3 separate regions of the Homo sapiens genome follow, and all the other regions are linked to region 1. A link is an interaction called in ENCODE POLR2A ChIA-PET data of the cell type or tissue named here. Cell type or tissue: MCF 10A. All regions are shown on one strand.

Evidence for each region. Peaks named below come from ENCODE experiments on the same cell type or tissue, not always from the same donor. Only the 100,000 strongest peaks of a DNase experiment are listed, where the experiment ranks them.
Region 2: POLR2A ChIA-PET joins it to region 1 with 20 read pairs; 2 of 35 experiments call an interaction of 5 or more read pairs at or near these places.
Region 3: POLR2A ChIA-PET joins it to region 1 with 10 read pairs; 3 of 35 experiments call an interaction of 5 or more read pairs at or near these places.

What each region holds. Positions count from the first base shown.
Region 1 is chr20:45,253,707-45,256,206 of GRCh38, forward strand. SLPI (secretory leukocyte peptidase inhibitor) reads right to left here and starts at 858. Exons shown (of 4, transcript NM_003064.4): 1 at 753-858; 2 at 1-27. The coding sequence starts at 837. The region is part of intron 2 of LOC105372630 (a long non-coding RNA gene); the gene reads left to right. In MCF 10A, no CTCF peak of the experiment used is centred here; DNase peaks (open chromatin) are centred at 925 and 1,295.
Region 2 is chr20:45,156,952-45,159,451 of GRCh38, forward strand. No RefSeq gene overlaps it. Among named protein-coding and RNA genes, the nearest start is that of PI3, 17 kb to the right of the region's middle. In MCF 10A, no CTCF peak of the experiment used is centred here; a DNase peak (open chromatin) is centred at 1,220.
Region 3 is chr20:45,127,871-45,130,370 of GRCh38, forward strand. No RefSeq gene overlaps it. Among named protein-coding and RNA genes, the nearest start is that of WFDC12, 4.7 kb to the left of the region's middle. In MCF 10A, no CTCF peak of the experiment used is centred here; no DNase peak of the experiment used is centred here.

The DNA.
Region 1 (2,500 bases):
TAGGAGGACAGACTCCAGCTTTGAAGGCTTTTGAAGAGAAAGTCAAGAGGTCAGGAGGAGGCTGGGTACTGAGGACCCATCATGCCTCCTGAACAAAGCACCACTTTTGAGGGGGAGAGACCCTTACCTCAGTAGCTGTCCACAAAGCCCAAAGGGTCATGCCTGCCTGATCTCCAGGTGTATTGATGGGCTTGATTAAATTAGACAAATGGACAGGGGACGTTTCACACCCAAGAAAAGGGCAGCAGGCTTCTAGTCAAGACCTCCCACCCAAGAGCAAAACAAGGCTACACAAAGGCAGAGAGGAAGGCTGGGAGTGATGGAGATGGAGAGAGGTAAACAAAGATAAATAGAACCAGTGTGAGAGAAGTTGAGAGCTAAAGCCCAAGGCAGAAGCACAGAGACAAAATAGCAGAAGCAAAGACACAAGGAAGCAGAGTCAGAAACTAATGATTTGAGAGTCGCAGACAGGTGAAGAAGAAGGCGGAGTATGAGAGAGAGAGAGAGAGAGAGAGAGAGAGAGAGAGAGTGGGACCTGGGCTGACAGCATGGCTGCATAGAGGAAGCATTTCCAGAAGCTCAAACTGTCACACAAACCTTGGAGCTCAGCCAGACATGTATTCCACCCTCAGGGAGGTCTCCCGAAACTAAGCTGAGGGATCAGAGCCTACAGAAGGGGACACACCCACACCACAAGGAGACCCCACCTCTGACCCTGCAGCCCAGATTAGACCAGAGTGACTCCAACTTACACTTTCCAGAGCCTTCCACAGCCCAAGGTGCCAGAGTTCCCAGGGCAAGCAGCACCAGGAAGGGGAAGAGGCCGCTGGACTTCATGGTGAAGGCAGGAGTGACTCTGATGGCCAATGCCAAACCTCACTATTTATTCTTTCACCAGTGGGTGTGGCCCCACCAGAATTCTTTCGGCCTCTCCCAGCTACTATTGCATAAGCAGGAAACGTAGCCAGAGACCAGAAATCCTGACACCAAGGAGATTGTTTATCTTTCCTATGCCAGGTAAGGCTATGAGGCCAACACAGCAACTATCAGAAAAGAAAGGGAAGAGATTGGCCTGGGAAGTTGGTTGATTAAAGAGGCCATCTCAGTGTCCATCTGAGCCCTAAACATCACAAGATCCCAGGCCATTAGCCTTATAGGTGGAGAGAGGGAAGAAGTGGTCAATTGCAAAGGTGCTACCCGGACCTGGAACTAAAACCAGACACAGACTCCCTGCTGAGACTTTGTGCAATACATTCTATTCTCACATTGCTAATTCTGATTCTCACATTACTGGACTCTCAGGCATTGTGAAACTCTGCTGATTACTCAATGCAGTTTCTTTCTCAAAAGTTCAGCTCGTTCAACCAACTGATACTTAGTTCCCTGAAATATTTACACCGTTATATCCCCAGTGCCTGTTCTGTGCCTGACACAGGAAAAGCACTCACAAATGAAAGCTGAAGAAGAGCTCCGCTCTCCACAAATCTCTCTGGAGCTCAGTTGTCTCAGCTGTGAAATGAAATGATACTAACAAGTCAGCCCTTCTCAGAGGGTTATGAAATTAAGGGCATGAAGGGACTCTGAATGAAAAGAACAAATGAATAGTATCCCTTCCCACTAAAGAGAATTGAAATGAATCTGAGATAAAGGGGGAAAGCAGCTCATCAGTCACTGTAATCTACATTTAGCTGTGAGATAATTTGAGATCTTAGAGGATTGCTTCCTAAAATTCCCCAAAATCCCTTACAGATCTCACATGACAGCAAAAAATTAAACCCATTCTATTTGCTACCCAGTCTGCATAGGTTGCTTCTAATTATAAAGAGAGCGACCATTATCTCTAAAATTCAGCCCATAGCTGAGTGTAGGGTCGCACACTTGCTGTCTCAGCTGCCCAGGAGGCTGAGGTGTATGGATTCCTTGAGAGTAGGAGTTTGAGACCAGCCCTGGCCACATATTGAGACCCCATCTCTACAAAAAAATGTAAAAAATTAGCCAGGCATGATGACGTACGTATGCCTGTAGTCCCAGCTACTTGGGAGGCTGAGCCAGGAGGATCGCTTTAGCCCAGGAGTTTGAGGCTGCAGTGAGCCATGATTGTGCCACTGCATTCCAGCTTGGGGGACAGAGCGATACCCTGTCTTAAAAAAATAAAATAAAATAAAATTCAACCAAAGCTCATCTAGCTACAAACTCCAAGCTCTTGACTCATTATCTTCATGCTTGGAATTCTCCCATTCATTCCTAAGGTGAAGGTTTGTGGAACTTTCCACAGACATGAAAGACCCACTCATTATCAAGTAGCGATGGCCCCACATGAAGTATTTAAGTATTCCACAACCAAACAGGCAACTGGCAGCAGATCCCTTTATACAAAAGTCACTCCATGGTTTGAATTTTGGTGGATCAGAAGACTTGGACATAATCAATCATCAGTCAAATTTTGGTGGAAAAAGAAAAGGAAGAAAATTAATATGCACAAGGTAACTACTATGAGCCA
Region 2 (2,500 bases), 97 kb before region 1:
TCCCATGGAAGGGGAAGAACGTGTTTACTTCCCCTTCCACAATGATTGTAAGTTTCCTGAGGCCTCCCCAGTCATGCAAAATGGTGAGTCAATTAAATCGCTTTCTTTATAAATTCCCCAGTCATTGGCAGTCCTTTATAGCAGTGTGAGAACAGACTAATACAGAATCAATTCAGAAACGTATGAGAAAATGTTAACAGAGAGATTGAATATAATTTTTGAAGATCAAACAGAATATTAGACCTGAAAAATGCAATGAATAAAATGAAAAAGATACAATTAAGAATGTCAAAGGCAGAATTGATCAAATAAAACAAATAAGAAAGAAAGGAAGAAAAAAGGCAAACAACAATAACAACAATAAAAATGCAGCTTCTTTTTCTTTTTTCCTTGGAAGGGGTTTATGACACACTCTTCCAGTGGCTACCTAGTGGCCTGGCTTCTAACTAACTTGCATTGGGGAGTTAAAGAAGCAGACAAGTGTTAACCTGAGAAGTAGATAGCCACTTTTCAAGCTTTCTTCTCCAGCTCACTGCAGTGATAATTAAGTCTATTAATTCCACCTGGAAGGAATTTGTTCACACATTTCACACATCAAGTGCCCCAACTTTTACAATTTCCACCTGAGGGAACTAATCCTCCTAGTTCTGGGAGTAGAGGAGACTGGAATGCATGTCTCTTCCAACCACAGTTAAAAAAAGTGACAGTTTTATATGGGCATGTGAGCACATCTGGGGTTACATCGCCCAGGAAGAGTAAGGAGAAGAGGTATAGAAAAACCCTGTCCCATTTTTCCCCAGAAAGTGTTTATGCCATGTATCAGTTGCCCCAAGTCAGACAGCTACCTCCTGAAGGACTCCTTAAACTTCTTAGCTCTGTGAACAGGGGGACAAGCATATTCTAGTCTTTCTAGATCATGGAACAAAAAAGTTGGTTTTAAATGGGAGTGCAACAAATTCCAGGGGCTACTCCCCCTTGAAGAAGTACAGAAAAGGAGCAAGAATGTGCAGCTCTTATTTTCTCTCCAGAAAGGGCTTACAGCACACTCTTCCTGTGGCTAAGTGATGGCCTAGCTATTAATGAACTTGCATTTGGGAGTTAATGGGGTAAACAAACAAGAGCCCTCTGACAGCCAGAGCAAGGGTTTGGCACTTCTTGAGACTTCCATCCAGCTTGCCCAATGATAAATCTAGGCTTACTCATTCTTCCTGGAAGGAGTTTGGCTATGGACCAAGTACTGCAAGTTTTATAGCTCTCACCAAATGGACTATCTCTTTAACAACTTAGCTGTGAGAGTCAATGGGGCTTTGTATTCCTGAGCTGCCCTAAACTACAGAAAACAAAGAAGTGGTTTTACAACAATTTCGTTCCAGAAGCTATCTGTCTATAGCAGAGGGTGTTATGATCAGAGGGTGCAGCATCAGTGTGAGCACAGCATTTCCCACGATCAGAGGGTGCAGCCTGAACAGGAGCACAGCATTTGCCACAGATTATCTCCCTGGCTTACTGCAAAGAGTTTTGGACCATAATGCCCATGCTCAGCTTCAGCGAAGATAGATGAAACTGGAACACACATTCATCATCCCAATCCTTTCAGTTACATTTAGAGAGTCAGGCTTCTACCTTAGCAGTCTCTGGGTACAGATAGGAGGAGGCACATCCTAAGCTCTATGGAGACATCAAAAACAGAGCCAGCAGTCTGAAAAAACACAAATATTTGAGAAGCATCTTAAAATCTCTGACCAGGTGGATTGGTGGAATTTTTTTTTCCTACAAAATCACAGTTTGACAGGACTGGAAGTTGTAGTTGTCTTATCTAATATGCAGAAATCAACACAAAGAGTCAAGAAAGACAAAGAAACATGGGAATATATAAGAACAAAACAAAACAAATAAATAAACCAAACAAAATCAGGAAGCCAGCCCAAATGAAATGGGGATATGTTATTTACCCAAAAGAGAATTAAAAATAATGATTATAAAGATGCTCAGCGAGGTCAGAAGGGGAATGCAAGAAGAAACTCAGAATTTCAACAAAGAGATAGTATAAAAAAGTAGCAAACAGAAATCATGGATCTGAAGAATACTATAACTGAACTGAAATATTCAATAGAGAGGTTCAATAGCAGACTAAATCAAGGAGAAAGAAAAACTGGTGAATTAGAATACAGGCCACTGGAAATCATCCAATCTAAGGAGAAAAAAAAACAAAAAACAAGAAAACAAAAGCAAGAGTGAAAAAGGGTGAAGGTAGCCTAAGTGACTTCCAGGACACTACCAAGAGGGAAAAGCCTATGCATTATTGGCATGTCAGAAGTAGAGGAAGGAGAAAAGGGAACAGAAAACATATCTGAAGAAATGATGGCAAAACTTCATAAGCCAAAGGAAAAAAAAAATCCTGATCCTAGTAGTAAGCCTAAATGACACCAACTAAGATGAATCCAAGGAGACTCAAACCAGGAAGCATTATAATCATATTGTTAAAAGTTTAAGATAGAAA
Region 3 (2,500 bases), 130 kb before region 1:
CTAGGAAGCAAGCCCCATAAGGAACTTCTCATATTCATATTATAAGAAGGTAAAATTGCAGGGGACAATGTTCCTGTTTTGTAGTAGTAAACTACCTTCTCAAAAGGTGGTTATTTTGTCCCCAGGGGACTTTGGCAATGTCTGGAGACATATTTGATTGTCACAACTGGGACAGATGTGCTTCTCACATCCAGTGTCTAGAGGCTGAGGTTGCTGCTAAATATCTAACAATGCACAAGACAGCTTTTCACAACAAACAATGATCTGTCTCCAAGTGCCAATAGTATTGATGTTGAGAAACGCTGCTGTCCTGCCTCACTGACTAATAGCTGTGCATGGCCTCAGAACACCTCAATGTAGGCTGAAGCGAGTAATGATGGGAGTGTCTGCTGGGAGTATCCCATGCTTAGGAGTGCTGATCCTTGGCTCACTGGTTTCACCCAGTAAAGGCATTCCTTAGCCCATGCCATGTGACCTTGTGGAATTCATCCCATGTTCTGCTGAATCAGGTTAATAAAGTTCCCTTTTAATTCTAGTTAGCTAAGAGTTTTTCTCATGAAAGGATGTTGAATTTTTATCAAATGCCTTTTCTTCATCAATTGAAATAAATATATGGATTGTCTCTTCAATCTGTTATTTTGTGAATTACATTAACCAGATTTCACATTCATTGTCTTTTTTGGGCATCATTTATTTATGTGCTTCAAGAAAGTGGAAAGCCTTGAACCAAAATGGCGGAGTCTAAGACAGGGAATGAAAGGGAAGATATATTTCTCATAAACGTGGAATATATATTCCTGAAAATCATTAGGTTACAGAGTTTTGCTCACTACAAATAATAGGGCTTCTGGAAAAAATAGAGTTGAAGTAGAACATTCAATATTTGTGCAGTCTCATAAGTAATACATCAAACAAACAGAACCCACACCCAATAAAAACATGACCACAGTGTTAAACATCTTCAGTTCCTAATAAAGAAATTATGTAGTAAATGTAGCACTTTACTTTGACAAAAGATGGGGAGTTTGCTTGGTAAGTGGGTATGGTGAAATACTGTGGCTTTTGAGGTATGTACAAAAGGTGGAATGAAGGACATCATCATTCTTGGGACTAAATGTTGTTATACTGGAGGGTCATTGTCGTCAATCTTTTACTTCTGTACTGGCTTAAAACAGCAATCCGCTTCGTTGATTTGCCAGTTCCTCCCTTTTGTAAGGAAGCTGTATAACTCTAAATGAAACTGGATAACTGCAAAGTTCTATGCTGATGCTCTTGACATTAAAATCTTGATCTTTGGCTGGGCGTGGTGGCTCACGCCTGTACTCCCAGAACTTTGGGAGGCCAAGCCGGGCGGATCACTTGAGGTCAGGAGTTCAAGACAAGCCAGCCAACATGGTGAAACACTGTCTCCACTGAAAATACAAAAATTAGCTGGGTGTGGTAGTACATGCCTGTAATCCCAGCTACTTGGGAGGCTGAGGCATGAGAATCATTTGAATCCAGGAGGCAGAGGTTGCAGCGAGCTGAGATCACACCACTGCACTCCAGCCTGGACAACAGAGCGAGACTTTGTCTCAAAAAAACAAAAAACAAAACAAAACAAAAAAACTTGACCTTTAATCCACTACAATTGTTTATCAATATCACTTGAAGCTGATAGTAACTGATGTGTTAGGCTCACTAGCGGTCTCATCTCTGACGGAGTGCAACATTTAGCTTATTGCTGTGGTGAATAGCATATGCTCTCATTTATTCAAAAATATTTTATTATTTCAAACTTCTCAGTATTTAAGACATTTCTTTTATTTATTTATTTTTACATTTTTATTAATTTATTTTTTTAGATGGAGTCTCCCTTTGTCACCCAGGCTGGAGTGCAGTGGTGCAATCTCTGCTCACTGCAACCTCTGCTTCCTGGGTTCAAGAGATTCTCCTGCCTCAAGCTCCCAAGTAGCTGGGGCTACAAGCTGGCTAACTTTTGTATTTTTAGTAGAGATGGGGTTTCACCATCTTGGCTAGTCTGCTCTCAAACTCCTGATCTCAGGTGATCCACCCCCGTCAGCCTCCCAAAGTGCTGGGAATACAGGCATGAGCCACAATGCCTGGCCTTCAGGCATTTCTTTTAAAATCATGTTTCAGATTCTTGTTTCCAGGACATTGAACACAGTATTAAATACTTCTATCAAGAAGAGGATAGAACTCAGGATAACAGCACATCACGCACTTGGTAGGGCAATGACTATAGGTAAACTGAGATAAGAGGGAGGAGATGAAGTGTTTGTTATTTTGTGTGTCACTCAAGAGATACCATGTTCAATATTTTTGCATTCGATTTGTTTTATATGACAGGACAAGGCATAGTCACCTTATGAAAAACTGTATTAACCCAATTTTACATGTTAGTGATTTAATTCCTTATTTATCTACCATGTATGAACATATTCTGCTTGTTAAAGCACTTGCTTCAGCAGGAGAGACTCGTGGGTGTGTGTGTGTGTGT